Linked DNA regions of Homo sapiens: region 2 is linked to region 1. The links are chromatin loops, found by intact Hi-C in ENCODE. Cell type or tissue: mammary epithelial cell. All regions are shown on one strand. Links, peaks and the distances in the headings refer to the core of each region. The heading gives the core; the rest is flanking DNA.

Region 1 (16,221 bases), core at 4,370-6,869:
ACACATGTGAAAATGTGGCCCCTGGCCGGCGCTAGGCTGTCAATTTTTACCTCCCCTTCCCAATCTGAGACACGCTGGAGGGGTGGCGGCGAGCGACCCTCGGCGGCGCGCTCCGTATCTCCCCAGTGGAGTCCGCCCTCCGAGGAGCGCCCGCTCGTCCCTATCCAACCCAGCGGCGCGGAGCGGGAGCCGGCGTCACCGCAGCCCCGCAGTCTGACGCGCCCACAGCAGGGGCGGGGGTAGCGGGGGCAGCGGAGATGGCCCTGGGCACGTGCGGGAATCAACGTGACATTTCCCAAACCAGGCAGCCCAGAGAGCCCTGGACGTGAATTGCTCAGCGGCTGCGCGGACGGAGCTAGGAGGGCTCTAACCTGGCCGGGGGCGCTTCGCCCATCCCATGAGGACCGAGAAACTCAGCCTGAGCCGGTTCGATTCTCCTGTCAGCTTGTGTTACACGCTCCTTCTCACCTCTGCGGGCGGAACCTAACGCGAAGGCTCGGCGCCCCGGGGGAGGCCGGGCGGGAGCGGGAAGCACTTCGGGAAGCGGACGGTGGAAGGATGCGGGCTGGGACCGCAGTAATTAACACGGACTCAGTTCCTATTAGGTGTTCCGGTTTGTTCATTCTCAAAGGGACCCGGCCAGTGTTACCACCGGCCACATTGCCACTATTATCTCAAATTCCAGATAAGAATACTGCGGCCTAGAGAAGTTAAGTTCGGGGCTGCCTAATTCTTTTACAACAAGGTGGGACTAGGGATGTCAAAAACGTACCCAAAGGTCTTCAAGCCCCCAAAATGTCTCTGTGACGCCGTCTAATATCCCGCTCTCTACCCAGAGGATAAGGATTTGGGAGCCGCCGCCAAGCTCGGGTCCTTACCCGGCAGGATGAGGATGTCCACCAGGGGCTTGCAGTGGTACAGCCCCGTGGCCATGACGCAGTCGGCCCACAGCCCCTTGGAGCCCAGCTCATCCAGCTTGCGGCAGGTGGGGATGGTGTAGCCGCAGGTCACCACCCAGTCATTGGTGGAGGTGGTCACGATGACCCCGATCCAGCCCACGAAGCTCGTGACGAAGCCCACCACCTGCAGGCACGTGGCCACCATGGTGGCCGCCAGGATGTCCCCGTGCCTCGCCCCTCACGGCTGTGCCTGGGCCTGGGCTGGACAGTGCCTGCCCAGGTACGTCTCCCACGCTCGCGAGCCGCTGGAGGGCGACGGCCCGAGGCGGGACACTGGAGGTGGAGGTGGGCGCCGGAGGCTGCGAGCTCAGCGGCGAAGGGCGCACGGCGGGGACAGCAGCGCTGCTGGGCAGCGCGCCCCCGCCCCCTCTTTAAGCCCCGCGGCTCCGGCCGGCGAGCACCAATCGGCGGCAGCCCCGGGGCGCGCCGGCCAATCGCGGGGCGGGGCCGGGAGGGAAGCGTGAAGGGGAGCAGAGTAACCCCAGGGGGGCCATTGGGCCGCCCCACCCCGTCCGCAGCGCAGTCCGGCGATGCAAAGTAAAACAATTCCATCCAGGTCCAGAGAAACGGAGAGCGCAAAGAGGGCGTGCGTTTGTCGAGAGTTCTGTTTTCCTGCGACTGGTTTCTCTTCTTATAGCCCCTCTCTCATCTCAGTCTCTGGGTGTCCATTCCGCTCCGACCCTCCTCAGCTCCTCCCTGCTCGCTCCTTCTTCCCTGCTGCGAGCACTCCAAGGGCGCTCGGTACAGTCCCCCGACGACCCAGGATTGTGACAGACTGAAAAGTGCAGTAGGGACAAACGCGAGGCATTCAGTACACACAGTTACTAGAAGAAAGAAAACGATGCTTTTCAGTGGTTGAACATCATCAGCGGCAAACGTGGCCATAATAATCAACAATAGCAACTCACATTTATCGAGCTGTGTTATATATTATGCAGATGCATTTTACATGCATTAGCTCATTTAATCCTCATAACAGCCTTTGAGGTAGGAACAATTGTCAATGACACATACTAGGCCGGGAGTGGTGGCTCACACCTGTAATCCCAGAACTTTGGGAGGCCAAGGTGGGCGGATCACCTAAGGTCAGGAGTTCGAGACCAGCCTGACCAACATGGTGAAACTCCATCTCTACAGAAAATACAAAAATGAGCCGGGCATGGTGGCGCATGCCTGTAACCCCAGCTGCTTGGGAGGCTGAGGCAGGAGAATAACTTGAAGGAGGTTGCAGTGCGCCAAGATCGTGCCACTGCACTCCAGCCTGGGCAACTGAGTGAGACAACGTCTCAAAAGCAAACAACAACAACAACAACAAATTACACGCACTAGCCATAGAGAAACAGCACAAGAAGGTTGAGTTGCCCAAGTTCACGCAGCTAGGAAGGGGTAGATACCATGGGCCCATCTCATCCCTTTCACGAACTGTTTCTAGGAAACTGTCCTGATCAGTCTGAAAATTCCTAAGGGGTTCATGTGTCCCATTTTAGACGCATTAAAAGCTACAGCAGACTTCTCTGGCTCACTGTAAATAAATTAATATCTGTACCCCACTGAGAAAACTGCCTAGCCCAGAATGAGCGCTCTGATAGTGTAAAGCTATCATCATCACCATCAACATCATTAAGCCACCATGCATACAAATAGGCCGCATTATTTGCACCTTTTTATTCAGATAGGGAAGTCTTCCTTGAGCTGCATTTACATTCAACAGTTTTCACTCCCTTTGAAACATTTGGCTTATCTTATTATCTCCTTCTATCCATTCCCTTGGACCACTGCCTCCTCACCAATCATGAGACTTAAAGGTGTGAGGATTTCAGAAAGCACAAAAACTTCCTGCTCAGCGTTCTAAAATCTAAGATACTAACCATAAATCATAGGTACTGAGCTTTCCCAAAGCCAGCCCTAATGCTGGTTATCAGTGCAATCACCATGTCTTCTAGGAAAGCCTGGACTTGAGGAGACAATTACATTTCCCTGGAGACCCCAAGGAAATCAAGTGCACACACAGAAATGGCTCTTGTAATTGATAGCAGAGTGTCAAGTACAAGGGTCACAGTAATCACCCAGGAAGCACAGTGACTAAGAACACAGTCCAACTGCCCAAGTTCAAATCTTGGCTCCATCACTTTCTGGCTGTGAGACCAAGTTACTTTATCATTCTTGGCCTCCTTTTCTCATTTGTAAAATAAGGATGAAAACTGTACCTACCTCATAGACTTTTTTTTTTATTCTGTGAGCTATTAGGTTGGTGCAAAGTATTAAACATAACGGCAAAAACCACGATTACTTTTATACCAACCTAGTAATATATATGCAGAACTTAAAGTAACATTGGTACAAAGTAAGTATTCAGAAACCCCTGGCTAATGTGATGCTTCAGAACGTTGTTGTTGTTGTTGCCGTTGTTGTTGTTTTGAGACAAGATCTGTGTCACCCTGTCTACAGTTCAGTGGCGTGATCACAGCTCATTGTAGCCTTGAACCCCGGGACTCAAGTGATCCTCCCACCTCAGCCTCCTGAGTAGCTAGGACTACAGGCATGAGTCACTATGCCCAGCTAATCTTTCTTATTATTAGTAGAGAGAAGGTCTCACTATGTTGCCCAAGCTGGTCTTGAACTCCTGCGCTCAAGCAATTCACCTGCCTTGGCCTCCCAAAGTGCTGGGATTATAATAGGCATGAGCCAGCAGGCTTGGCCTGATTTTGCATTCTTATGTATCCTCCCTATATTCGTATGAGTTTGATTTGTGGAAACTATTCCATAGGAGTATGTTCTGAGTGAGCCATTGTGTTTGGGGGACGTTTCATCACCAGGGTCTATGGACTGAATGTTTTCAGATATTTCCTTATAACACTTTTTTAAAATGGCTTTTGTGCTAAATACAACATAAAACATAAAACCCAAGCAACATCAACTTCTTGTAAAAGCACTCATGGAATCTGCACTCTTATGCCTCCATTAGAATTTGACATTCGAACCATGAAACTTCAACCAATCAGAATATAATAATGCCCAGATCATCCACAGGTCACACACACATAGTGTTTGTAAAGCCAGATTTCAGAACTCAGGCACTAAATGGTAAAAAAAAAAAAAAAAAAAAAAAAAAATTGCCAAGTTGTTAAGATTGCTGTCTTGGACTGGGACCTCCTAGGTTCACATTCTGTCTTCACCACTTGAGCTGGCCCTTCACCTACGTGACTCTCAGGTTCTTCATGTACAAAGTGAGATAGTAAATGCCCCCTTAGGGCATGGTGAGGATCAAGTGAGATAATTTATATGAAGTACTCAGCATAGTGCCCAGCACTGCTGGACACTCATTCACATTAGACACTGTTAGAATGATTTATAGGAAGCGTAGATTAATTGGAAGTGGGAGTTCCCTTTGGTAGAGATACAAGCTAAATAATTAGGGTATTATTATTATCCAATGAAAGCAATTGTAAAGCCAGTGTCTAATCCATTCCAGCATAGATGTACAAAAGGCCACTTGAGGAGGCCACAAGATGTAACCTGTTTGAATTCATTAGCCCAAGGTAAAGAGAGGGCTTGTCCCTTCAAAAGGAAGGCAGGAAGCCATGGAAGCAAAGAGAACTGGGGGCCAAGAGGCAGAGAGACGCAATGGGAATCCTTGACTATTTTCAGAGTCTGTGGCTCACAGACTCTGAGGATGCGGTGCCATTAGCAAGGCTCTGTAGGGTGGGGAAGTCCCTCAAGCTATCTTAGCTGAGACTTTTGCTAAAATCATCCACATTGCGGCCAGGCACAGTGGCTCACCCCTGTAATCCCATCACTTTGGGAGACCAAGGCGGGTGGATAACGAGGTCAGGAGTTCGAGACCAGTCTGGCCAACATGGTGAAACCCCGTCTCGGGGTTTCAAAATTATACAAAAATTAGCTGGGCGTGGTGGCAGGTGCCTGTAATCCCAGCTACTCAAGAGGCTGAGGCAGGAGAATCTCTTGAACCTGGGAGGCGGAGGTTGCAGTGAGCCGAGATCGTGCCATTGCACTCCAGCCTGGGTGACAAGAGCAAGACTCCATATCAAATATATATATATATATATATATACAAAATTAGCCAGGCATGGTGGCACATGCCTGTAATCCCAGCTACTCAGGAGGCTGAGGCAGGAGAATCGCTTGAACCCGGGAGGCGGAGGTTGCAGTGAGCCGAGATCATGCCATTGCACTCCAGCCTGGGCAACAAGAGCAAACTCTGTCTCAAAAAAAAAAAAAATATCATCCACATTGCTTGGCTGTGGCTCTCCTCCCAAACCCTCTTTGTGATTAAGACCTGACTTCCCATGCAGCACAACTTACTAAACTGATATTCTGGGTCTGTCACAGTCTCAGGTACCCTTTAGTTGTAAGAGTCAGTCTCTCAAGGTCTAATCACCCTCAGATAAACGTCAATCGTTGGTCCCCAGACCATCCAGACAAAGGTCTTCTCAGTTAATTTTTTCTCAGCAAACTCTGCCATGCCATCTTTTCACATTTCCACAGTACATATCAGAACTAGGAAGGTAGAGCTGAGACCTGATTTCAGGTCTTCTAACCCTAAGTCCAATGTTTTTTTCCATTATAAAAAAAAATATAAGATGAGTCATATGCTCTGTGGCTTGAGCGTAAGTTCGTTCCTTCATCTTACTCTTATTCAAAGGTATTTGAAGGGGAGGATTAGGGGATTAGGGCCAGTAAGGCCCTAAAACCCAGATGTGAACTAAACAAAGGAAAAGGCCTGGTTAACTGTTCTTCTACCATTTACACCCAAAAATAGTCAATCAAACTAAAATGCTATTCAGATACAGCACGAATGCATACCACAAAGCAGATGTGACTGCTGGCAAGCATCAAAACCCCACATTGAGAGCAAAGTTTGGGCCAACGAGTAGGCTCTTAGCGCCTGCTAGTGGTTATCTTTTATCATTGCATGGCTGGTAAAAAACTGAAGGGAGCTGTAACTTGTAGAGAAACATGATTAACCTCAGCTTTGCACATTCCAAATGAGGGATAATTAAACCCAACTGGAATGTGCATTTCTCTGTGGAAGTTTTCTTCATATATTTTAAAAAGATGATTCACCTCTTTAGAAAACCAAACATGAAAACACAGGACATATATGAAATTACTTAAGCAAGATTACTCAATTAAAAAATCAAGTACTTCTACTAGGCCCTTATTTACTTATTTATTTATTTTGTTAGAGACAGAGTCTTGCTGTCCCCCTGGAGGCTGAAGTGTGGCGGCACAAACATAGCTCACTGTAACCTCGAACTCTGGGCCCAAGTGATTCTCCCACCTCAGCCTCCTGAATAGCTAGGACTATAGGTGCACACCACCACACCTGGCTAATTTTTTTATTGTTGTATTTTTTATAGAGATGGGGGAGGGGTCTCTGTATTGCCCAGGCTGGTCTCAAACTCTTGGCCTCAAAAGATACCCCCATCTCAGCTCCCCATCACATCCGGCCTGGGGACCTCTTTTTAAGGGATAAATTCCTCTGGTGGATTTTAAATATTTGATGATACACACATACACACATTTTTAGAAATACTGTAGAACAAATTCATAGCATAAAAAGAATATCAAACATAGGCTTTAAAAATGAAATGACCTGTAAGTTTCAGGATTTTGTCTATTTTGTTCATCACCGAAACTGTTGAATGTGGCACAGTACGTGGCATACACAAAGGCACTCAATACATACCTGTTGAATGGAGCTGACTGAAGGGTTGAAAGGGAGAGATTGAATTTGCAAGCCTACAAGTTCCACTAGGATGAGAACCTGAAGACACCATGCAGAAGAAATCAGGAGGTGGTGATTGGAGCTGGTCTAGGGAGTGGGCAAGAGGCAGAGTACAGCTCTTTGTGGTCTCGGGTACCCACCTGCCGCCCACAGGAAAGTGAAGCCTTCAGCAGTAGAAGGGATGTGTACTGCTCAGGTCTCAAACAGAAAAGTCTCTAATTACCTAGACACGCTGGCCTCAATGCATATACTTCCAGCAGAGAAGAGTGGCACCTTCACAATTCACTTCCACCTGGAGATTCAAATTCAGCTACGAGAGGGGAAAAAATTCCTTTTCAGGAAATTTCTCCAACAATCACTGTGGAAAACACACCAGGTTCTCTAGAACAGACAACAGGGCTCCAGGTGCTCCCCCATATCTTGCCCTTTCTTCACAGTGCAACTAGAATATCATTCCTTCAGAAGCCATTTCATCCCAAATTTCCCTTCCTTCAGCTTGTAGATAGAGTAAAATAATGAAAAACTTGTACCTGGAGTTTTAGGCTTGAATCCTCTCAGAGTGTTTTCTCTCTTCAAGTAGCAATTCTATTCATCCACTTCTCTGCCAAGAGTCTCAGACTGCATTAAATGATATCCTGTCTAATTCAACCTATGAGATCATAGTTCCTGAAGAAGAGCAAAAGTCCTTATTTTTAGCCCAAATTCAACTAGCGATTACATTTTCAGAAAACATAGTAGTAATAGAGTATATAAGTGCTGAAGTGAAAAATAAGGAAATAATCTAACTAAAAAGCCACATCTTTAAATTCTCTATCTTAATAATTAAGGGGCAGGGCACGGTGGCTCACGCCTGTAATCCTAGCACTTTGGGAGGCCAAGGCAGGCAGGTCACCTGAGGTCAGGAGTTCGAGACCAGCCTGGCCAACATGGTGAAACCCTGTCTCTACTAAAAATACAAAAAATAGCTCAGTGTGATGGTGGGTGCCTGTAATCCCAGCTACTTGGGAGGCTGAGGCACCAGAATCATTTGAATCCAGGAGGCAGAGGTTGCAGTGAGCTAAGATCACGCCACTGCACTCCACCCTGGGCAACAGAGTGAGACTCTGGCTCCCAATAATAATAATAATAATAAAGAACAGGTGTTTGTCGGCCAGGCGCAGTGGTTCACACCTGTAATCCTAGCACTTTGGGAGGCTGAGGCGGGCGAATCATGAGGTCAGGAGTTCAAGACCAGCCTGGCCAACATGGTGAAACCCTGTCTCTACTAAAAATACAAAAAAATAGCTGGGCGTAGTGGGGAGCGCCTGTAAACCCAGCTACTCAGGAAGCTGAGGCAGGAGAATCACTTGAATCCGGGAGGCGGAGGTTGCAGTGAGCTGAGATCGCGCCACTGCATTCCGGCCCAGGTGACAGAGTAAAACTCTGTCTCAAAAAAAAAAAAAAAAAAAAAAAAAAAGAACAGGTGTTTGCATTTAGCTACCTAGGACATGGAAACACAGAGCAATTTGTTGACTTTTAAGTCTTTTACTGAAAACATGAATAATAAAATGATCAAAACAATCATGTGTCCTCTTATTATTCATTCAATATATAATAAAAAATCACCAATCATGTTATCAATGCTACACTGTTCCATAAAAAACTGTCTACAAGAGAAGCCTGTGTCTCAATGACACCAATTGTTTTCTTTTTGTTTCTTATGTAAATAAAGATTCTATTTTATTAAATTATCCTGAATGAGGACATTGTTGGGCACCAAGATCCAAAGCAGACAACAGAGTAGAGTAGTAAGGGGAATAGGGTGGAATCCTGGCTCCATCACTAACTAGTTGTGTGATCTCGAGCAGGCTGTTTAACTTTTTTGTTTAGTAACTGCATTTAATAACTAATATTCTATTTCCTCACCAGAAAAATTGTGTTAACAACGGTAACTGGCTGGGCACAGTAGCTCATGTCTGTAATCCCAGCGCTTTGGGAGGCTGAGACAGGAAGATTGCTTGATGCCAGGAGTTTCAGACCAGCCTCAGCAATCTGTCTCTACAAAAATAAAAATAGCTACTAATAGTCCTTGCTACTGAGGAGGCTAAGGCAGAAGGATCACTTGAGCCCACAAGTTGGAGGTTACAACGTGCTGTGATCGCATCACTGCGCCCCATGCTGGACAACAGATGGAGACTCTGTCTCAAAACAAAAAACAACAGTAACTATTTCATAATAGCTGTTCGAATGTTAGAATTAAATGTGTTCCTAAATGTACAATTATTGGAGTAGTGTCTAATACATAGTAAGTACTCAATAACTATTGGCTTCTATACCAAAAAATAATCAGTTGGTTGTAAACCTGTTTGTTTGTTTTGTGACAGGGTCTCCTTCTGTAGCCCAGGCTGGAGTGCAGTGGCGGGCTATCACAGCTCACTGCAGCCTTGACACTCCCTGCCCACCAAGCTCAAGTGATCCTCCCACCTCATCCTCTTGAGCAGCTATGGCCATATGTGCCCACAACCATGGCCGGCTAATTTTTTTATCATTTGTAGAGACAGGGTCTTACTATGTGGTCTCGAACTCCTGGCTTCAACTGATCTGTAAACACAATCTTAACCTTCATATTACAGAGCAGTGAAACTCAAAATGTTTCAAAATCTGGTAACATATGAATAAGAATTTGAAAGGAAAGAAAATGTGATCTCACCTACAAGTACAGCATATGGCCCTTTAAACAGCTAAAATAATTCTAGCCATCCCTTCTCTTCGCTGTCAAGATTTAACAACTGCATACAATTCCTTTTTCATTCTGATGATGGTATTTTTGCAGAAATTAGCTTGGCCACTGGAGGGCTCTTGCAGTCTCTCATTAGTTCTAGATAAATGATTTGATAAAAATTAACTTTACTGACAGACAAAGGATGAAGTTTACAAAATACCAATAGCACGGCTGACATGCCCCATTTCAAAAACAATTTGCAATATATAGCAAAAGGATTTAAAATATGTACATTCTTTGATCCAGCTTCTAAAAATGTATCTAATAAACTAATTATAAAGTATTCAATTGTTTTTATTTACATTTCAATTAACTGTTCAATTTAGAAGTAAATTATATGTTATAAAATATGAATCTTGGCCATGCACTGTGGCTCATACCTGTAATTCCAGTACTTTGGGAGGCCGAGGCAGGCAGATCACTTGAGGCCAGGAGTTCAAGACCAGCCTAGGCAACGTAGAGAAACCGTGTCTACTAAAAATACAAAAATTAGCTGGGTGTGGTAGCGTGGGCCTGTAGCCCCAGATAGTCCAGAGACTGAGGCAGAGAATCGCTTGAACCCAGGAGGCGGAGGTTGCAGTGAGCAGAGATCGCACCACTGCACTCCAGCCTGGGCAAGAGAGCAAGATCATGTCTCAAAAAAAATAAATAAAATAAAACATGAATTTGAAAATACAAATTGCTAAATGTACTTCCAAAATATCTGTACAGTTGGAGATTGGTTTTTAAAATATATATAAATATATTTGAAAAATATACACCGAAATGTTAACAACTTTTTTGGGTAGTGAGATTGAGAGTTCTTCCTCTCTTTTGTTCTTTAGGCATTTTCCAGTTCTCCATAATGAACGTGAATTCTTTTGATCATGAGTAAAAAAAAGTTTTAAATTTTAAAATTTAAAATATTTTAAGTATTTTTAAATATTCAGTATTATATAAGGATCTATAAAGAGTACAGGCATACCTCAGAGATAATGTGGGTTCAGTTCCAGATCACCACAATAAAGCAAATATCACAGCAAGGCAAGTCATGCAAATTATTTGGCTTCCCAGTACATGCAAAAGTTATGTTTACGCTATACTGTAATCTATTAAGTGTAGAATAGCAGTAAGACTTTTAAAAATGTACATACCAGCCAGGCACGGTGGCTCATGCCTGTAATCCCAGCACTTTGGGAGGCCGAGGCAGGCCTATCACAATGTCAGGAGTTCAAGACCAGCCTGGCCAATATGGTGAAACTCTGTCTCTGCTAAAAATATGAAAATTAGCTGGGCGTGGTGGCACACGCCTGTAGTCCCAGCTGCTTAGGAGGCTGAGGCAGGAGAATTGCTTGAACCCGGGAGGTGGAGCTTGCAGTGAGCAGAGATCGTGACACTGCACTCCAGCCTGAGTGACAGAGCGAGACTCCATCTCAAAAAAAAAGAAAAGAAAAGAAAGAGGAAGAAAAATGTATATTCCTTAATTTTAAAATACTTTATTGCTTAAAAAAATGCTAATAATGATATGAACCTTCAGCAAGTCAGAATCTTTTTGGTGGTGCAGGGTCTTGCCTCTATGTTGATGTCTGCTGACTGATAAGGGTGGTGGTTGCTGAAGGTTGAGGTGGCTGTGGCAATTTCTTTTTTTCTTTCTTTTTTTTTTTTTTTTTGAGACGGAGTTACACTCTTGTTGCCCAGGCTGGAGTGCAGTGGTGCCATCTTGGCTCACCACAACCTCCGCCTCCTGGGTTCAAGCAATTCTCCTGCCTCAGCCTCCCAAGTAGCTGGGATTACAGGCATGCACCACCACGCATGGCTAATTTTGTATTTTTAGAGGAGACGGGGTTTCTCCATGTTGGTCAGGCTGGTCTCAAACTCCCGACCTCAGGTGATTTGCCTGCCTTGGCCTCCCAAAGTGTTGGGATTACGGGCGTGAGCCACTGCAACCAGCCGGCAATTTCTTAAAATAAGAAAACAATGCCTGTAATCCCAGCACTTTAGGAGGCCAAGGCAGGCTGATCACCTGAGGTTGGGAGTTCGAGACTAGCCTGGCCAACATGGCAAAACCCTGTCTCTACTAAAAATACAAGAATTAGCCAGCGTGGTGGTGGGTGCCTGTAATCCCAGCTACTCGAGAGGCTGAGGCAAGAGGGGAATCACTTAAGCCTGGGAGGTGGAGGTTGCAGTAAGCCAAGATTGTACCACTGCACTCCAACCTGGATGACAAAGTGAGACTCTATCTCAAAAAAAAAAAAAAATTTCTCTGTAGCATGCGGTGCTATTTGATAGCATTTTACCTACAGTAAAACTTCTTTCAATGATATTCCCAGCATCTTCACCAGGAGTATATTCCATCTCAAGAAACCACTTTCTTTGTTCATCCATAAGAAGCAACTCTGCATCTGTCCAAATTTTATCCTGTGATTGCAGCAATTCAGTCACATCTAATTCTAGTTCTTTTACTATTTTCACCACATCTGTGGTGACTACCTCCACTAAGGTTTTGAATCCCTCAAAGTCATGCAGGAGGGTTGGACTCTACTTCTTAACTTGTAAGTGTTGATATTTTGACCTCCTCCCATGAATCATGGGTGTTCTTAACGTCATCTAAAATGATGAATCCTTTCCAGAGGTTTTGTGTTTATTTTGCCCAGATCCAACAGAGGAATCACTATCTATAGCAGCTATAACCTTACGAAATCTTTTTCTTAAATAATAAAACTTGAGGCCAGGCGCGGTGGCTCATGCCTGTAATCCCAGCACTTTGGGAGGCCAAGGCAGGTGGATCACGAGGTCAGGTGTTCAAGACCAGCCTGACCAATATGGTGAAACCCTGTCTCCACTAAAAATACAAAAATTAGCTGGGCGTGGTGGTACATGCCTATAATCCCAGATACTCAGGAGACTGAAGCAGAATAATTGCTTGAATCTGGGAGGCATAGGTTGCAGTGAGCCGAGATCACGCCACTGCACTCCAGCCTGGGTGACAGAGCGAGATGCCACCTCAAAAAATAATAATAATAAAACTTGAAAATCAGAATGACTCCTTGATTCATGGACTTCAGAATGTATGTTGTGTAAGCAGGCATGAAAACAACATTAATCTCCTTGTACATCTCCATCAGAGCTCTTGGGTGACCAGATACATTGTCAATGAGTAGTGATATTTTGAAAGAAACATTGTTTTCTGAGCAGTAAGTCTCAACACTGGGCCTAAAATATTTTGTAAATCATGCTGTAAACAGATGTGCTGTCATCCAGGCTTTGTTGTAGCATTATAGAGCACAGGCACAGTAGATTTAGCATAGTTCTCAAGGATCCCGGGATTTTCAGAATGGTAAATAAGCATTGACTTCAACATAAAGTCAGCAGCTGCATTCGCCCCTAAAGGGAGTCAGGCTCTCTTTTGAAGCTTTGAAACCAGGCATTGACTTCTCTCTAGCAATAAAAGTCCTAGATGGCATCTTCTTCTTCAGATAAGATAAGGTTGTTTCATCTATATTGAAAATCGGTTGTTTGGTATAGTCAACTTTATCAATGATCATAGCTGGATCTTCTGGATAACTTGCTGCAGTTTCTGCATAGGTACTTACTGTTTCACCTTGCACTTTTATATTATGGAGATGGATTCTTTCCTTAAACCTTTGTGTGTTCACTAGAGTTGTACTTTTAATTTCCTTCAAAAACTTTTCGTTTGCATTCACAGCTTGGCTAACTGTTTGGCACAAGAGGCCCAGCTTTCAGCGTATCATGCCATGTTGCAACATTCCTTCCTCACTAAGCTTAACCATTTTTAAGTTTTTATTTAAAATAAGAGAGTTATATATTTTATTATTTATTTTTTTTAATTTTTTTATTTTTTGAGATGGAGTCTCACTCTGTCACCCAGGCTGGAGTGCAATGACGCAATCTCAGCTCACTGCAACCTCCACCTCCCAGGTTCAAATGATTCTCCTGCCTCAGCCTCCTAAGTAGCTGGGTTTACAGGCACGCGCCACCATACCCGGCTAATTTTTGTGCAAAATGGCAGTAGTAAGTCTTTACCTGTCAATAATTACCTTGAATGTAAAGGATTTAAATTCCTCAATCAAAAGGCCTAGGGTAGTAAGGTGGGCTAGGTGTGGTGGCTCATGTCTGTAATCCCAGCACTTTGGAAGGCAGAGGCAGGTGGATTGCTTGAGTTCAGGAGTTCAAGACCAGCCTAGCCAACATGGTGAAACCCAATTTTTACTAAAAATACATGCTAGGCACAGTGGCTCATGCCTGTAATCCCAGCACTTTGGGAGGCCAAGGCAGGCCGATGATTTGAGGTCAGAGTTCTAGACCAGCCTAGCCAACATGGTGAAACCCCACCCCTGCTAAAAATGCAAAAATTAGCCAGGTGTGGTGGCACACACCTGTAGTCCCAGCTACTCAGGAGGCTGAGGCAGGAAAATTGCTTGAACCTGGGAGGCGGAGGTTGTACTGAGCCGAGATGGCACCACTGCACTCCAGCCTAGGCAACAGAGCAAGATTCCATCTCAAAAAAAAAAAAAAAATTAACTATCTTTTCTGACCACAATGGTATGGAACTAGAAATAAATAATAGGAGGAATTTTGGAAAATTCTCGAATATGTGGAAATTAAACAACATGCTCCTGAACAACTGATGGGTCAAAGAAGAAATTAAAAGGAAAATTTTAAAAAATCTTGAGACAAATGAAAACGGAAATAAAATATACCAAGACTTACGGAATACAGCAAAAGCTGTCCTGAAATGGAAGTATATAGCAATAAACTACTACATTAAAAGGAAAGATTCCCCAAAAATCAACCTAATGTTACACCTTAGGGAACTAGAAAAAGAAAAAACTAAGTCCAAAGTCAGTAGAAGAAGGGAAATAATAAAGATAAGACCAGAAATAAATGAAATAGAGACTAGAAAAACAATGCAAAATATCTGTGAAACTCAGAGTTCTTTTTTTAAAAAGATAAAATTGACAAAACCTTAGATGAAGAAAAGAGAGAAAGCTGAAATAAAATAAAGAGATATTACCATTGATATAACATAAACGCAAAGGATGATATAAGACTACTATGAGCAAGTATTGAGTAGTTAAGTAGTACCCAACAAATTGTATAACCTAGAGGAAATGGATAAATTCCTAGACACCTGCAACCTACCAAGATGAAATAAGCAAGAAAATTTGACATACCAATAACAAGTAGAGACTGAATCTTTTAAAAAACAAACAAACAAAAAGTCTCCCACCAAAGAAAAGCCCAGGACCTGATGGCTTCACTGCTGAATTCTTCCCAATATTAAAAAAACTAATACAGGTCAGGCATGGTGGCTCATGTTTGAAATTCCAGCACTTTGGGAGGCTGAGATGGGAGGATTCCTTGAGGCCAGGAGTTTGAGACAAGCCAGGGAAACATAGCAAGACTTTGTCTCTACAAGAAAAATTTTAAAAATTAGACAGTTGTGATGGCACATTTCTGTGGTCCCAGCTACTCAGGAGGCTGAAGTGGGAGAACTGCTTGAGCCCAGGAGTTTGAGGTTACAATGAGCCATGATTGTGCCATTATACACCAGCCTGGGCAACAGAGAAAAACCCTGTCTCAAAAAATAAAAAATAAAGAACTAATAAGGCCGGGCGGGGTGGCTCATGCCTGTAATCCCAACACTTTGGGAGGCCGAGGTGGGGGGATCACCTGAGGTCAGGAGTTCAAGACCAGCCTGGCCAGCGTGGTGAAACCCCATCTCTACTAAAAATACAAAAATTAGCCAGTATGGTGGCAGGTGCTTGTAATTCCAGCTACTTGGGAGGCTGAGGCAGGAGAATTGCTTGAACCCAGGAGGTGGAGCTTGCAGTGAGCCGAGATCATGCCACTGCACTCTAGCCTGGGCAACAGAGTAAAACTCTGTCTCAAAAAAAAAAAAAAAGGGAGAGAGAGAGAACTAATATCAGTTCTTCTCAAACTCTTCCAAAAAAAAAAATTAAAGAAGGAAAACTTCCACACTCATTGTATGAGACCAGTATTACCCTCATTACCCTGATACCAAAAGCAGAGGACACTACAAGAAAAGAAAATCACAGGCCAATATCTCTAATGAACATTGATGTAAAAATCCTCAACAAGGCTGGGTGCAGTGACTCATGCCTGTAATCCCAGCACTTTGGAATGCCAAGGTGGGCAGATCACTTGAGGCCAGGAGTTCGAGACCAGCCTGGCCAACATGGTGAAACCCTATCTCTACTAAAAATACTAAAATTAGCCGGGCACGGTGGCTCACGTCTGTAATCCCAGCACTTTGGGAGGCTGAGGCAGGTGGGTCACCTGAGGTCAGGAGTTTGAGACCAGGCTGGCCAACATGGCGAAACCCCATCTCTACTAAAAATACAAAAAAAAAAAAATTATCTGGGTGTGGTGGCAGGCGCCTGTAATCCCAGCTACTTAGGAGGCTGAGACAGGAGAATTGCTTGAACCCGGAAAGCAGCGGTTGCAGTGAGCCAAGATCACGCCATTGCACTCCAACCTGGGCCATGGAGCAAGACTCTGTCTCAAAAAAAAAAAAAAAAAAAAAAAAAAAAAATTAGCCGGGTGTGGTGATCCACCCCTATTATCCCAGCTCCTCGGGAGGCTGAGGCATAAGACTCGCTTGAACCTGGGAGGTAGAGCTTGCAGTGAGCTGAGATCATGCCACTACACTCCAGCCCAAGTGACAAAGTGAGACTCTGTCTAATAAATAAATAAATAAATAAATAGATCCTCAACAAAATACTAGCAAA
Region 2 (16,221 bases), core at 8,240-10,739, 310 kb before region 1:
TAGGGATTGCATTGAATCTGTACATCGTTTTGGGTAGTATGATAATTTTAACAATATTAAATCTTCTGATCCATGAGCATGGGGTGTCTTTCCATTTGTTGGTGTCCTCTTCGATTTCTTTCATCAAGTTTTGAAGTTTTTCTTGTAAAGGTCTTTTACCTCCTTGGTTAAATTTATTCCTAGACATGTTGTTGTTATTGCTATTTTTTTGTAGTTAGTGTAAATAGAATTGCTTTCCTGTTCTTTTTACGTATTTCATTATTGGTATATAAAAACACTACTGGCTTTTGCATGCTGATATTTTGTCCTACAATTTTACTAAATTAGTTTACCAGTTCTAAAAGAGCTTTTTTTGGTGGAGTCTTTTGTTTTTCCAGATATAAGATCATATTATCAACAAAGAAGAACAGTTTTACTTTCTCTTTTCCAATTTGGATGCCTTTTATCTTTTTCTCTTGCCTGATTGCTCTGGCTAGGACTTCCAGTACTATGTTGAAAAGAAGTGGTGAGAATGAACATTTTTTTCTTGTTCCAGTTCTTAGAGAAAAGGCTTTCGACTTTTTCACATTCAGTATGATGTTAGCTGTGGGTTTGTCGTATGTGGCATTTATTATGTTAAGGTATGTTTCTTTTATGCTCAGTTTGCTGAGAGTTTTTATCATAAGGGATGTTAAATTTTATCAAATGCTTCTTCTACATCTATTAAGATGGTCCTGTGGTTTAGTTGTTCATTCTATTGATATGATATATCACATTTGTTGATTTCTATGTGTTGAACCATCCGTGTATCCCTTGTATAAATCTCATTTGACCATGTTGTATTATTGTTTTATATGCTGTTGGATTCAGTTTGCTGGTATTTTGTTAGAGGATTTTTGGGTCTATGTTCATCAGAGATTTGGGTCTGTAATTTGTTTTTTTGTTGTTGCATCCTTGTCTGTTTTCGGAATAAGGATAATGCTGGCCTCATAGAATGAGTTAGGGAGAATTCCCTTCCCTTTAATTTGTTTAAATAGTTTGAAGAAAATTAGTGTTAGTTCTTTATACATTTGGTAGAATTTAGTAGGGGAGCCATCCAGTTTGGGACTTTTCTTTGTTGGGAGACTTTATTACTGATTCAATCTCACTACCTGTTACTGGATACCTGGGCTTCTTAAGCTGCTTCACCATCTCTTCCTGCCTCCTTCCTGTCTCCTCTTTTACTTCTTCTTCTTCTTTTTTTCTCACCACTTGGTAAAGTGGCTGGTATGGCACCAATAGGACACAAAGATGCTATTTTAGAATAACATACGGAGACTAATATACTTTACCTAGCCTTGCAAGATTACTGGCTCAGGAGAAGCCACACCAGGGTTCCCCACTTCTCCCCTGTGTTTATGCAGATGGGATGCGAGCCACTTGCAGGCCTGGCCTATAAAAGATTCCCATACATGCTTTCCATTCTCAGCTCCCTTTCCAACTGACTGGGATCTCAATGCCCATGGAGCCCTTGGAGGCCACATACTGAACACAGACAAGTCTCCTTCAGTCAGAGTCTCTGAAAGACCGTGTCAGGGAGAGCTGCTCCACCAACCTTGTAGCAAAAAATGTGTTTTTATTATGTTAAGCCACTAGAATTTTGAGGTCTATTTGTTTCTACAAGTTAATGCAATCCACTTAGCAGATGGCTGCATGGCCCATAAAAGAGATGATGAGGATTTGGTTCAGGGATGAGGCCACAGGGAATAAAAATGCAAAGATAAACTGTGGCTCAAGCCATACAAGCTTTCCTCACATTGCTCAGAGGAATGGAGAGGAGTTAAAGGAGTCCATTGGAGTTGAATGAAAGCTCTACTGCCTGGAAGGAACTCCTGCAAGCAGGTAGCCAAATAGATGATGAAGCTGATGGTGGAGGTGTCAGTCAGGAAAAGTAGTAGCCATGGCAACAGACTTGGTAGAAAGGCCACCAAGAGGCAGTACAGAGCAATTTGGCCGGGACAAAACAGCAGGAAGATATCAATAACAGAGATGGAAACTGTTGGGACTCGGGAAGGCAGAGGTGGAGGCCCTGGGTTTAGCTCAGGGGGTTTGTGCTGTCTTTCTCCTTGCCTCGCTCTCCCTGCCATAACACACTGAAGAGAGTGTTCAGAAGCCCAAGCTACAGAGGGAGAGAGGAGGATGAATAGGTCTGGAAGAAGGAATTTGCTTGAGTTCTTTCCTCTTCCACTTTTCCTGTCCTTTTCTTCAACACTTATCACAGATCCTCCCTGGTTGCTTCCAAGCAGAATAGAGCCCAGGCTGCCATGCTAAACACGACTAAAACATTCCAGAGATGTCATCAAGCCCCAAACACTTGCTAGCAACACATTTTAAGAGTGTATGTGGTATGGGGGCGGAGTAAAAGAATTTATTAGGGGGATAACTAATGATTTTGGCGGGTCTCAAAGATAATTGTTTTGAGCTGTTATTTATCCTGTTTTACCTCTGCCCGCCTTTTCCCATCCTACCCCAATTCTCAAATCCTTTACTAAGTGTTTAAGAGATGCAAATGCCCTTCCCCCCTTCCCTATCCTGCTTTCTTTTGCTGTCAGAGTCTCTATTTTTACTTCTATTTTTTCCCCCAGATTTCAATGCAGCAAACCCTGTGAAAACCTAATCAAACTTTTTATTAAATATGAAGATTCAGAGCAGAATGGAGCTGAATGGATGCTGGGCAGAGGGTCAGTTTTACTTTAGTAGAGCATCTTTTTGATGTGCTGGTAAAGACACGACATTTATCAAAGAATAATTTTCCCAAAAAGGGGCAAAATCATGACTCTCATAGAGATAAAATGAACATGTGCTAAAGATTTTATTCGACTCATTGATTAAGTGACTGAACCAGGTAAATATTATAACTGCTTAAAGGAGAAGTGAAAGAAGCAAAAATATATACTCCAGTTTTATGGCAGTATATATTTTTATATTATTTTATTGAATAAAGGAATATGAAAATGAATGTGAAAATGAATGCAAAACTGACTTTTTCTTGGAGTGAGGAAGAGGTTGTCCCTTCCTCGGACTTAATTTATTTACTTATCTATAAACAAGAATTATTTTGTGTTGCTATCAGTTATGTACAACTTATAGTCCGAAATAGTGCCCATGGAATTAGAAGTAGACAACCCCAGATAAGTGTGCTTTAGAAAAGGCACAGTTTTTTACTGAAGTATACATTTTTTTCCTTATACATTTAGACTAAATGCTCCTGGTGTGGAAACTCACTCACTAACTTCTCCCATGGGTGGCCTGGACTACCTCAGAGAAAGTGGATTACAATGAGCATCTTAAATATATAACAATCCAGGCTGAATTAATAATAATTTAGCTTCAGTAGTATACAAAAACTCTGCTCCTAATCAGCCCCATCCTCCTTATGTTGTTATTATCACATATTACATTTTTGTACAATGTGTCAAGAAGGAAACTTGGGTCTAATTGCAGTTTGCCTTCCAATTGCCACACAAATAACTCAAATTGGAACTTGACCCTATCTAATTTTCATGAAAGGGCATTAAACTGTGTCTCATGATGAGTTAAAAAAAAAAAAAAAAAAAGACAAGTCTGGATTTGGCAGTTGTAGAAAGATTTAGGAAGCCCATGACCTAGTTCCAGCTTTCTGGCCAAAGGGGTGTGTAATCTCTGAGCCTCACTTTTCTTATCTCCAAGATGGAGAAAGGGCAGACAGATAGCCTCAAAAGTTCCTTTTCATTCTCAGTTCCTGTGATTCTACTTATCATATCAATAGGATGTTTTCTGTTTTATATTACTGTGTGGGTTAATTTTATTTGTCAACTTGGCTGGGCCATGGTGCCCAGGTGTTTGGTCAAATATTGTTCTGGATGTTTCTGTGAATATAATTTTTGGATGATATTAACATTTAAATCAGTGGATTTTGAATAAATCAGATTACCATCCATAATGTGAGCGGGCCTTATTGAATTAATTGAAGGCCTTAACAGAACAAAGACTAACCTCTCCTGAGCAAGGAGGAATTCTGCCAGAAGACTGCCTTTGAACTTGAACCATAACTTTCCCGAGTCTCCAGCCCACTGGCTTAGCAAATCAGATTTTGGATTTGCCAACCCTCCACAGTACATAATGTGAGCCCGTTCCTTACAATGGATTACACACACATACACACACATGCATATTCTGTTGGTTCTGTTTCTCTGGAGAACCCTGACGAATACAATTGTTGTTTCAACAACAGAGAGTTGTTGAAAATAGATTCCTCTACGCTCTTCTGAAATCTGACAAAACCCATGATCTTCTGCCCATCTGAAGAGAAGAACAAAATTTTGCATATGATGTCTATTCAAAGGACCTTTCAGACTTCTTTGATAAAATCCAATATATTCATTGAGTAGGAAAAAGAAAAGAGCATTCTTGAAAGTGATAGCTTGATTCTCTGATCTATGACCTCTCATTTTTTGACACCAATTGAAGGGGACTGACCCAGAGGATCATGAGCCTATAATTTCCTTCCCAACTTCTCAGTGAAGTCTGGCATTCCTAGGAGCTAAAAAGGTAGGGTTATTAACCTTAGTTTTCACTACCATGATCCTTGATCTTTCTCTTATCCCATCTGAGACAGGATGGAGATTATTAAGTTTGAAAGCATCCATTTGACTTATAGATTTATTAAGGCCCAGGGGTAACCGGATGGGATGAAACTGAGGAAGCAGATTGGGAATCAAGTGGCCCATTCCATACTGGCAACACATCAAGATCATTTAAGTAATGATACTAAGTGCATCAATGATTTATTATGGAGCAAGAAATTTCCCAGCACTGCTCTTTTAAGTATAAGGCATGTCATGATGATATTGAGCTCCTGCAACGTGCTAGACTCTATTCAATATCATACAACATTCTTGTATCTGTTCTTATCTTTTTTTGTCTCTTTTTCTTGTTTAAACAAATACAATTAAAGGGATAGTAGAATCAAGTGGCTCACTAAAGACCACAAAGCTGGTAAGGAGCAGAGACAAAAATCTAAGCCAGATTTGCTGACTGTAAGGTTCCCTGTCTTTCCACTGCATCACAGCTCTGCTCCTGTGGCCTACCCTCTCTGCTCCCCTCCTACTGTGTGGCCATAAACAAGAGCTTCACACAGAATGCCAAATGAGAGATGATGCTGCAGGGAAAATGAAGGAAAAGAAACAGCACTTCTTAAAGCAGCTATCATTGGCAAGGGAAGCAGTGTTCCTGTGAAAACATGGTATCCAAAATGCTTTTATTGGTGGGAAGGTAGGAATCTCACACACAGACACACACACACAATGGGTAGGGTCTATATTGCAGAACCAAGAGGATAATCTTCACGACTGTTGTGACTGAAGAAGAGTGCTAACAGATTTCTCCACATGGTTTGCTGCATATGCCTGCTATAGAAAAGACTTATAATTTCACACTAAGGGTAAGCTTGATGGTGAATATGTACATTTTTAGTAATTCGATTGAGTTTATTAAACATGTATTATGGTCAAGACTCTGACCCCAAAGAGGCTGGAGAGGGGCCCCAGGAAAAGGAATCCCTAGTCTCTGCCCTTCATAGCTTTTTTTTTTTTTTTTTAAGATGGAGACTTGTTCTGTCGCCCAGGCTGGAATGCAGTGGTGCAATTTCAGCTTGCTGCAACCTCCAGCTCCTGGGTTTAAGCAATTCTCCTGTCTCAGCCTCCAGAGTAGCTGGGATTATGGGCCCCTGCCACAGTCACCACCCGGCTAATTGTTTTGTATTTTTAGTGATATGGGGTTTCACCATGTTCACCAGGCTGGTTTTGAACTCCTGACCTCAAGTGATCCACCCGCCTTGGCCTCCCAACCTTCAGTAGCTTTTTATCCAGACTTACCAATAAAGAACTTACCAAGGAAGTTACCAGACTGACCAAGTAAGATTGAATTAGAGCTGGATGTACAGCCAGTCTGCCCCATTTGCTCCAAAGGAGGAGTGCTTAATTTCAACTGGAGAGTTGGGAAAGGCTTTATAAAGTAGGCAGAATGTGAACTGGACCTTGCAGGCAGAGAGCCACTCTGTTTGGCAGAAAATGAAGGGAATTTCATTTCCAGCATAGGAAACAGACATGAAAGTGTGGCATCATGTGTTTAGGGAGAAAGGAGACCATTCAATGTGGCCAGAGCACAGACAAGATAAGGAATGGTGGGAGACGAGGCCAGCTGTGTTTTACGCTAAGATAAGGAGTGTGCTGTAGATTTTTATTATGCTTCCCAGTGCTTCACTTTTCCTTCCTGTGAGAGAATTACACATCTCCAGTCATTGCCATTGGACTGTTAGTGCCCACCATGAGAGGAGTACACATTTCTGCCCCACTGACATGGGACTCACTCATGTGACCTGTGAACAGATGCCTTCAGGCCACTCCCTGTTGACAACAGCTCTCTAGCTTTTTTCCCTTTGCCACCAGAATGGCTTATTCCATAGAGGAGCTGCTCCTCCAGCTGAGTTCTGGAATGAATGTTATCCATGGAGCAGCCCCACAGTTGACCCCACAATGACCTATAACTAACATGTAACGTGATAAAAAGTAAACCTTTGTTGTAAGTAACCGAAATTTTAGGGTTGTTTGTTGCCCCCAGCAAAGTTGACTAATAAATGTTTTTTACTTTATTATCAAAAGCAATGGATTTTGTAAAAAAAAAAAAAAAGAGAGAAGAAAAAAAAATTTTTTCCTTCTCTCCTTTCTGGCAGTCTCATGAATTTCAGTGCCGAACAAAACTTCATTTTAAATTTCCAACTGTGCTCAGATTCAATTGCTTTTTCCATATCAGGCATTCTGGAGGAATAGAATAACAATTAATTTATACTCACTTTTTGTAGCCACTGGATCAGATTCACCTGGAATTCATGTAAATCTAATAAATAGCACAGTGGGCGTCCAGTGCTTTGTAGCTGATGGCAGCAGATACATCACTTCCTTCCAATTGTTGAGGATATATAGCCAATTTGCCAGATAGGAATAAAGATTTCAATTTAAACACAAAGTTTATTTTTCAGAGATGGAATATTCCATTCAGGCTCAGCAAAGAAATAAGTAGACAGATGTTTCATGCTGAGGGGAACACCAGGGAAATGGCTTGGTCATGCTGGCCATGATGCTGAAAGCTCGTGCTGCCACCAATTTAAGTAAGTTCAAGGAGGCTTAACCTTCCTGGGGTTGATGAGAAAAAATTGAGAATACATTTTGTTATTATTTATATTATTTATGTATCACTGAGTTGAGCACTACCAAAGGTCACCATTCAGGTAGTATGGGAGGGAGCATGCCAGGTGGAGAGTACAGAGACTTAAATAGTATTAGGAATGGTGATGATAATGATGATAAGATATAAAAAGAGAAAGAAAATGGGCCTGGAGTCAGCTAAAACTCAATTACAAGAATGGCTTACAACTTACTAACTAAAGGTTTTATGGGAAAGCTGCTTTTAAAAAAATCTCTAAAACATAGTTTCCTCATTTCTCACATGGAAATAATAATACCTCTCTATTATAGTCATTATGAGGATAATATGAGATAATGAATGTAAAGTATTTGACATGTAGTAAGTGCTCAATAAATGTTGTTGGAGTTCTTTTTCTTCAGCTTTTTAACATCCTCCCTCACATGAATGCTTTTTCCTAACCCTGTTCAAAAGCCCATTCATCCTATAGTGCCTGGACTTACCAGCTCATCAAAGCCTTCTCTGACTCCAGTCTGTGATACTCTACCTTCTCTGAAACAGCAGTAATGGCCATAGGTGTTCATTATTTTGAATTCATTCACTCATTAATTCATTCATTCACCAAATATTTCCTGAGTACCTACTCTGTACCAGGCACTATTCAAGGTTCTGGAAATACAGCCGTGAACACAATATCCTTTCTCACCAAGCTTACGGTATAGTGAGGAGAGAGGGGAATAAACAAATAACAAGATGTAGCAAATCAAATAATGATTAAGTACGATGAAGAAAAATAAAATAGGGCAAGAAGAAAAGGGAGCGCCAGGGTGGGAGAGATAGGATTTCGTGTCAAGGCAGAGGGTCAAGAAAGGCCTCACTGAGGGGACACTGGAGTAGAAGGAGTGAGCCATGGGGAACCTGTGTGATAAAATCTCAGGGTAAAGGATCTAACCCATGCAAAGGCCCTGAGGCAAGCCTGACATGTTCTAGGAAGGACACCAGTGTGGCTGAGCAGAGTGAGCCAGAGAGGGAGTGGTGGGAGATGAAGACAGAAAGGTAGGATCCAGCAGGTGATGAAGAGGATTTTGATTTTTAAACTGAGAGAGTCAGGAAGCCATGGGAGGGTTTTGAGGAAAAAAGTCACATTATTTTACTTAGATTTTTAAAAAAAAAAAAAAAAGGTTCACTCCATCTGCTGGGTTGAAAATAGACTTCAGAGGAATAAGGAGAGAAGGAAAAACAAAGTTAAGGGATTTTTGCAATAAGAAGTGAGAGATAATGGCAGCTTAGAAGAGATAGTAGTAATGGAGGTGTTGGAAAGTGGTCAGAGTTTGGTTATATTTTGAAGAAGGAATTTCAAAAAAATTATCTGATGTGGTGCGACAAGAAAGAAAGGAGTCAAGGATGACTCCAAGGATTTTTGTCTGAACAACTGAGAAGATTCAGAAGATAGGAGTAGGAGGAGTTTTTGAGTAGGGGGAGAATCTTGTGTTCATTTTGGCATCTGTTGACTTTGAGATGTCTGTTAGATAGCCAAGTGGAGACTGAGTAGGCAGCCGGACATGAGTCTGGTCTTCAAGGGGCGAAATCTAGGCTTGAAATATGAATTCGGGGATGAAATAAGTAAATAAAATTTAAAGCTATGATCCTGGAGAAATCAGTGAAAGAGTGATTCCTGGGGCACTCCAGTGGGCAGGGCTTGGGAAGATAAGGAGGACAAGGAAAAGATACTGAGATGGAGCAACCAGTGAGGAGAAATGAGGGTGATGCCTCAGAAGCCAAGCAAAGAAAGCATTTGAAGAAGGAAGTAAGCAATGGTGTAAAATGCTGCCAATAAATTCAATAAGATAAAGACTGAGAATTGGCTATTGGATTTGATCATGTGGAGGTCACTGGAGATATTGATAAAAGCAGTTTTCAGGGAGCAATTTTGAGAGTGAAAGATTATAAGGAGAGGAATTGGAAGTAGTGGGCTTAAAAGTCTTGTTCAAGGAGATTTGCCGTAAAGGGAGCAGTAACTACAGGGAAAGTTGGGTCAAGGAAGGTTTTCTCTGTGAGACGGGTGGTGATTCAGCATGTTTCTATGCTGCTGGCAGTGACTCAATAGAAAAAGAAATATTCTTGAGCAGGAAAGAGAACAGATAATTGCTGGAAATAAGTTTGTGGATAGGAAAAAAGGATGGGATCAAGTGCACAGTGTAAAATTTGGCTTCAGATAGAAACCCAAACAGATCATCCACAACATCAGGAAAGAAGGCAGGACATAGATGGACAGACAGTCAGTTGGGAGAAGTGGGAGTTGGGAGAATAGGGAAGGTCTCTTTTGAGAGCTTCTATCTCCACCAACCCTACCCACACCCTCCTCCACCACCACCACAAGCCAGTGAATTAGGAAAAGGTAAAAAGTTGGAGGAGGTGCTGGAGATTTGAAGAGAGACAAGAAAAGGTACAGTGGTTATAGGAAAGTAGAGGATTGAATGGACTGATCAGGACAATGACGAAACCTTGCCAGCAGCTGTATGGGCCCACTGTGGTTATTAGTCATGAGTTTAAAATGAGATTTGTCAGTGTGGTTGTGGGGATTTTCTCCAGCCACAATCAGCTGTGGGGGTGCAGGGTGTAGAAGAGGAGGGAAACTGGATTTAACCAGGGTTTTACCAAGCAGACGTGATGAATGAAAGGAAGGAAAAGGTACTGGAGGGTGAATGAGTGAGCAGTTTTTAATAATGGACCATAGAATGTAAGCTGAGTCTAGAGGGAACTGAAGATTTTATGGGAGTGAGGGATGGTGAATGGATGGAGCATAGGTCCTAGTGAGGATGAAGAATTTTTGGAGTTGGAGTATCGAGGAATGGCATGGAAAGAAGAGATCAGTAGGTCTAAGAGTGGATGCATGAAATGACCAAGTCTGGGGTATAATTATCGGGTAAGTGACTGAGGCGAAGCAGAGGATAAGATCATTAATCATCATTACCTGGGTCTTATGTCCCCAGTAAGTACTTAGAGGAGAAGAACCATATCTTAAAAGTCTGTACCTTTCTCCTCAAGCATCTAGCACAGTGCAATGGGTTTCACAAGGGCTTTGTTAATTTTTGAGACAGAGTCTCCCTCTGTTGCCCAGGCTGGAGTGCCCTGGTGCAATCTTGGCTCACTTCAAGCTCCGCCTCCTGGGTTCATGCCATTCTCCTGCCTCAGCCTCCCAAGTAGCTGGGACTACAGCCACCCACCACTACACCCGGCTAATTTTTTTGTATGTATTTATTTATTTTTAATAGAGACAGGGTTTCACTGTGTTAACCAGGATGATCTCGATCTCCTGACCTCGTGATCAGCCCACCTCAGCCTCCCAAAGTGCTGGGATTACAGGCGTGAGCCACCGCGCCTGGCCTGGGCTTTGTTCATTTTTATAAGTTGATATTGAATGAAAAGTTTAACATCAACTTATAAACATTGAGGAATTTTAAAAATTGGGACAATGAGACTCAAATTTTCTACTACAAACTACTATTTTCTGCATCACCCCGTCACCCAAATTATTGCCAAGCTTTCGGGATCAACTAAAGGGGATTCCTGGCCTTACAGATATTAAAGTAATGATTTCAATTATTCAAAGCCAACCACAGAGTTCCATGGCAGGAGGTCATTTGTAACTTGTGAAAGCATGAACTTGGACTTCATGGCTTTAAGCCTTAGCTGGTGAGTAAGACTAGCCAATCAGCTACTTACCCTCTGTATCTCAGTGTGGCCATGTTATTTTACAGTTATTATCAGATCTGCAGACACTCTCTAAAGAGAAGAAAACATTATATGTAAAATTGCCTGAAAATCAAAGTGGTACTTTCATTAGGGCATCCATAGAGGGCTCTGCATAGAAACCTCAAAACGTAAAAACAACCAAATTTCACAACCGGTTTATTTAAATGGGCTCATTGCTTTAATCTGTATTTCAACATGTTGCTAAATACTCAGGCCAAAAAGTACTAAGCACTTGGAAGGGGTGGAGGTTGGGGGGAATTATCTTCAGCTCATTAGTGGCAAGCTCAGGGAAACAACAGAAAAAAATCTTTTGGGGTCATGGGCTGGGAGAATGAAAATAAACCAAGGTTTTTAAAATAAATAAATACTATCTTGTCAAATAAAACATACAGCCATAACTTGCAGGGGAGGAATAATTGGAAGGCTGAGGCTTATAGTAATCAATCAAACCTGATCACACAGCAGCTTTGGCAAGGAAGAGAAATAGGGGCTTTAGTTAATGTCTTGGCAAGAGCCTGCTTCCTTTCCACTTGACCTGGCCAGAGAGACAAGGTGTCCAGAGGTGTCAGACATAATGTTAGCTACCACCCCCACCCCCATGTGGTCCCTCGCAGTCCACAAATCTTGCTGACTGAGTTCTCATAACCATCCTATGTGGTAAGTATTAGTGTCTCATTTTGAGGATGTAAGTGGAGGCTGAGGGACCAGGCAATCTGCTTAAGAACATCCAGCTTGTATGTGGCAAAGTAGTGATTCAAACCACATCTTCTGGGTCCAGGCCAAGCTGTTTTCACACTCCAGCCAGCCCTGTGTCCATGAGTGTCTAACCTAAGGAGTATTTGTCCTAGTTTATTTAGGGTGCATTTCAATCAGGATTACCATTTGGGAGGGAAGCACATGCCAGCATGAGTTGCTCAGCCTAGCATTCAAGAGGACTGAGTCTTCCTTCATGATGTCTCATGTATGTTTCTTCCCCTTTTTCTTCTCACTGCCCTTCTTTACCTCATGCTGGGATATTGTGTCTAAGCTGAACATTCTGCCACTTTCACTTCTTTCCTCCAAACCAGTTCTTGTATTAATATAGACTAATTTTCCTAAGATACCAGCTTCATTACTTATTTTAAAATGTTTGCTGGCTGCTGTTCTCAGGATCAGGTATAAACTCCTTAGCTTGGTGTTCAACTCCTCTGCAATTTGGTCCCTAGTTATTTTGTAATTTTATGTCCCCCTTTCTGCCCTTTGACAGCCCAGAATGAGCATATTTCCCAATCCGAACCCTCATGTCCTGTGTTCACTTTGAATGCAGTGCCCTCGTCTCTCTTCTACACCTATATTTTCTACTTTTACTCTTTCAAAGCTAAGGTCCATTCTTACCACCTCATGGCCTTCCCCCAACATTTCAGCATATGGTGATTCTTCCAGGGCTAGTATGTTCTGTTTATCCCTCCAGGTCTGCTCTCCATCCTCTCCTCCCCGCTACCCAGGAAGCTGAGCAGCATCGACTGTCTCCCTCACTCCCCAAATACTGAACTCTCTCTCTGGTTTTCTACCACTCAACACCCACCTTTGTAAATAACTTTTTAAACAATTAAGCTCTCCTCAAATTACCCAATTTGAATCTGCCATCTGCTTCCTGCCAGGACTCTGACTGATATCTCTCCATTCCTCTGTATGTTCACAGGCCTTATTTATTGCTCTAAGTCTTCATGTACCATATCAAAGTCTGCTTTGAATTAATAGCTATTTTTCTCTGTGATTACATATTCCCAACCTGACTAAAGTTTCCTAAAGGCAAGGAATATGTATTACACTTTTATGTATGCTTCAATATTTTCCTCACCGCCTCCTACCCCAATAATACTTAGCACAATATACTAAGCAGTTAATAAGGACATTACAGGTCAATGTTCAAGGATAATGCTAAGAAGAGGGGGTGTGGGAATCAAACTAGAAAAACCTTCAAGTCTTCACCATTTTCTTTATTTCAAAAATGAATAAGGCTTAATTTTCTTATTTACTATTTGTAAAATGGGGATTAGGTACTTGCTCTTTCTACCTCACAGGAATGAAGAAAGAATTAAATCATGCAAAGCATGTAAAAGTAGTTTGCAAACTATAAAACATTGTGCTTTTTAAATGTAAATGATTATTACTTTTAGCAAGTTAATAGCTAACCAGCTATAAAGGCTAGTGTTTCAAATGATTGATGAGAGAGGCAAACTTCCAAAGGAATGAATGCACGATTAGGCCATGAAATTTGAAAAAGTAGTAAGGAAAACACTTGAAAGTTTAAAGAATTTTCAATGAACAAAGCATTTGGACATCTTCTATTATCTTGTGTTCCTATTTTAAAAACATTTAAATTGGTTAGAAAAAGCAGGCCAGTTTAAAGCCTTAACAAACACACACTTGAAAGCATCCAATTACAAGGATAATAGGTAATTGAGTGGTGGCGGGAATTGATGATTTACAAGTCTTGCTCAAAATTAAGCAAGTTCTTTTTTTGTGTTTTTTGTTTGTTTGTTTGAGACAGAGTCTCCCTCTGTCGCCCAGGCTGGAGTGCAGTGGCATGATTTCGGCTCACTGCAAGCTCTGCCTCCCAGGTTCACGCCATTCCCCTGCCTCAGCCCCGCCGAGTAGCTGGGACTACAGGAACCCGCCACCACGCCCGGCTAATTTTTTTGTATTTTTAGTAGAGGCGGGGTTTCTCTATGTTAGTCACGATGGTCTCGATCTCCTGACCTCGTGATCCACCTGCCTCCCAAAGTGCTGGGATTACAGGTGTGAGCCACCGCGCCCCGCCAAGCAAATTCTTATAATAACTCAAAGACATCTCCACTGGCCTCAGTTTACATACCTCCTGGCTAGTGGAAGACAGCTACATTGAATGCTACCAACTTTAAGGATCTGACAACAAACCTTCTGTACCTTAGAAATGGCTTCTAAAAGATCTGGAAAACAATTTTCCAGGAATTAAGGAAGCAACCAAAGTTATTGTAAAAGGTACACCTATTTTCCACAACATTGATGAAGAATTAAATAATCAATATAAAATACCTAGCTCAGTGCCTGATGCTGACATCATTCAGTGGGGGTAGCTCCCTTCTCCCTTATATTCAGATGCATATACATCATATATAATTATATTAAACATGCAGAGTTATAAATAAAAATTATACATAGGCTTAATTATAAATATATTGCATATGTTAAATGTATAGCAACATAATACAGATTGTGCTTTTGGAAACTTAACTGAGAACAAAATCTACATGCTTTTAATTATAGTAAATATGCCATGCATTAAGGAAAATTAACATTTCTCAAAATTCATATGCAAGAGAGTTGCTGCCTAAGACAATTTGCTGGAAAATGAATTGTGATCTGTACAGTGTCTTTGTGCTTGTTGTGAATTGCAGATATGGGAGTGTTCTGAGTATTTATTTTATGAACTTGTCCTAGGCATTATAATTACTTGTAAACTCAATCTCTATAGACCTTATAAAGAAGCTTTAAGAAAAAAGATCATTGAATCAGTTGACAAGAAATGAGAATTATAGATAACCAGCTAAAAGGTATCTTTATATTCTTGTAAACATCTCACGAATAATGGGAAATTGAGGAAGGCATCAGACTAAATCCATCTACAGGCTAGATTTGAGTGAATTAGGGTTTTTCAGGTTTCCTCCATCTCTTCTGCTTTTTCTTCCTGCTTTTCTTATTCCTCTGCTACTTTGTTTCTTAGGCTCTGCTTCCCTGCATTTGGGAACAGTTGCCAACCAGTAGAGCATTTCTGTTGGGCTGAGCTCTAGCACCAGGTCAGCACCAGCATAGACATGACTGACTTTTGGTTCAGGTGCTGCTCCAGGCTCTGCTCCAAGCAAATGTGGCCAGATATTTGGTATTATGTAATACCTGTGTCTGAGAAATTCTCAAAGTGGCCTGGAGACATGGTTAGCACCAGTGTAACTCACAGAATATAAGCACTCCAGGAAAATCATCTTTTTTAAAAATTATCTTTAATTTCACATTGCAGGTGCATATATCTATGGGGTACAAGAGATACTTTGATACAGGCATGCAATGCATAATAATCATGTCAGGGTAAATGGGCATCACCTCAAGCATATATCATTTGTAATACAAACAATCCAATGATACTCTTTTAGTTACTTTAAATAGAGATGGGGTCTCACTGTGTTGCCCGGACTGGTCTCAAACTCCTGAGTTCAAGCAATCCTCCTACTTTGGTCTCCCAAAGTGCTGGGATTACAGGTGTGAGCCACTGCACCTGGCAATACTCTTTTAGTTACTTGAAAATGTAAAATTAAACTGTTATTGATCGTAGTCACTATGTTGTGCTATCAAATATTAGGTCTTATTCATTCTTTCTAACTATATTTTTGTTTCCATTACCCATTCCGACTTCCCCTTCCCCTCACCCCGCCACTACTCTTCCCAGCCCCTGGTAACCATCATTCTATTCTCTGTTTCCATGAGTTCAATTTTTAAATTTTTAGCTCCCACAAATAAGTGAGAGCATGCAAATTTGTCTTTCTGTGCTTGGCTTATTTTACTTAACATAATGACCGCCAATTCCGTCCATGTTGTTACACGTGACAAGATCTCACTCATTTTTACAGCTGAATAGTACTCCATTGTTTATAAGTACCACATTTTCTTTAACTATTCATCTGTTGAGGGACACATAGGTTGCTTCCAAATCTTGGCTATTGTGAATAGTGCTGCAATAAACATAGGAGTGCACATATCTCTTTGATATATAGATTTCCTTTCTTCTGGGTATATACCTATCAGTGGGGTTGCTGGATTATATGGTAGCTCTATTTTTAGTTTTTTGAGGAACCTTCAAACTGTTCTCCATACTGGTTGTACTATTTACATTCCCACCAATTTCTCCAAATCCTCACCAGCATTTATTATTGCTTGTCTTTTGGATAAAAGCCATTTTAACTGTGGTGAGATGATATCTCATTGTAGTTTTGATTTGCATTTCTCTGATAATGATGTTGAGCACCTTTTCATATATCTGCTTTCCATTTGTATGTCTTCTTTTGAGAAATGTCTGTTCAGAACTTTGGCTCATTTTTTAACCAGATTATTAGATTTTTTCCTATAGAGTTGTTTGAGTTCCATATATATTGTGGTTATTAATCCCTTGCCAGATGGGTAGTTTGCAAATATCTTCTCCCCTTCTGTGGGTTGTCTCTTCACGTTGTTGTTTGCGTCCTTTGCTGTGCCGAA

The links. A loop is a pair of places that touch in the nucleus more often than their neighbours do. Peaks named below come from ENCODE experiments on the same cell type or tissue, not always from the same donor. Only the 100,000 strongest peaks of a DNase experiment are listed, where the experiment ranks them.
Region 2: it touches region 1 in a loop (11-fold over the local background); 2 of 110 quality-filtered maps call a loop at or near these places.

Annotation. Positions count from the first base shown.
Region 1 is chr3:170,403,950-170,420,170 of GRCh38, reverse strand. It overlaps CLDN11 (claudin 11), which reads right to left and starts at 1,303. Exons shown (of 3, transcript NM_005602.6): 1 at 879-1,303. The coding sequence starts at 1,104. RefSeq lists an enhancer at 603-1,555. In mammary epithelial cell, for the core only: a CTCF peak has its summit at 5,873; a DNase peak (open chromatin) is centred at 5,840.
Region 2 is chr3:170,720,325-170,736,545 of GRCh38, reverse strand. SLC7A14-AS1 (SLC7A14 antisense RNA 1) reads right to left here. Exons shown (of 6, transcript NR_135556.1): 4 at 10,927-10,986; 5 at 6,851-7,190. It overlaps LOC124906302 (a long non-coding RNA gene), which reads left to right and starts at 2,596. Exons shown (of 3, transcript XR_007096159.1): 1 at 2,596-2,863. RefSeq lists a silencer at 6,052-6,346. In mammary epithelial cell, for the core only: no CTCF peak of the experiment used is centred there; DNase peaks (open chromatin) are centred at 9,265, 9,775 and 10,275; H3K4me3 peaks cover 214 bases; H3K27ac peaks cover 2,500 bases.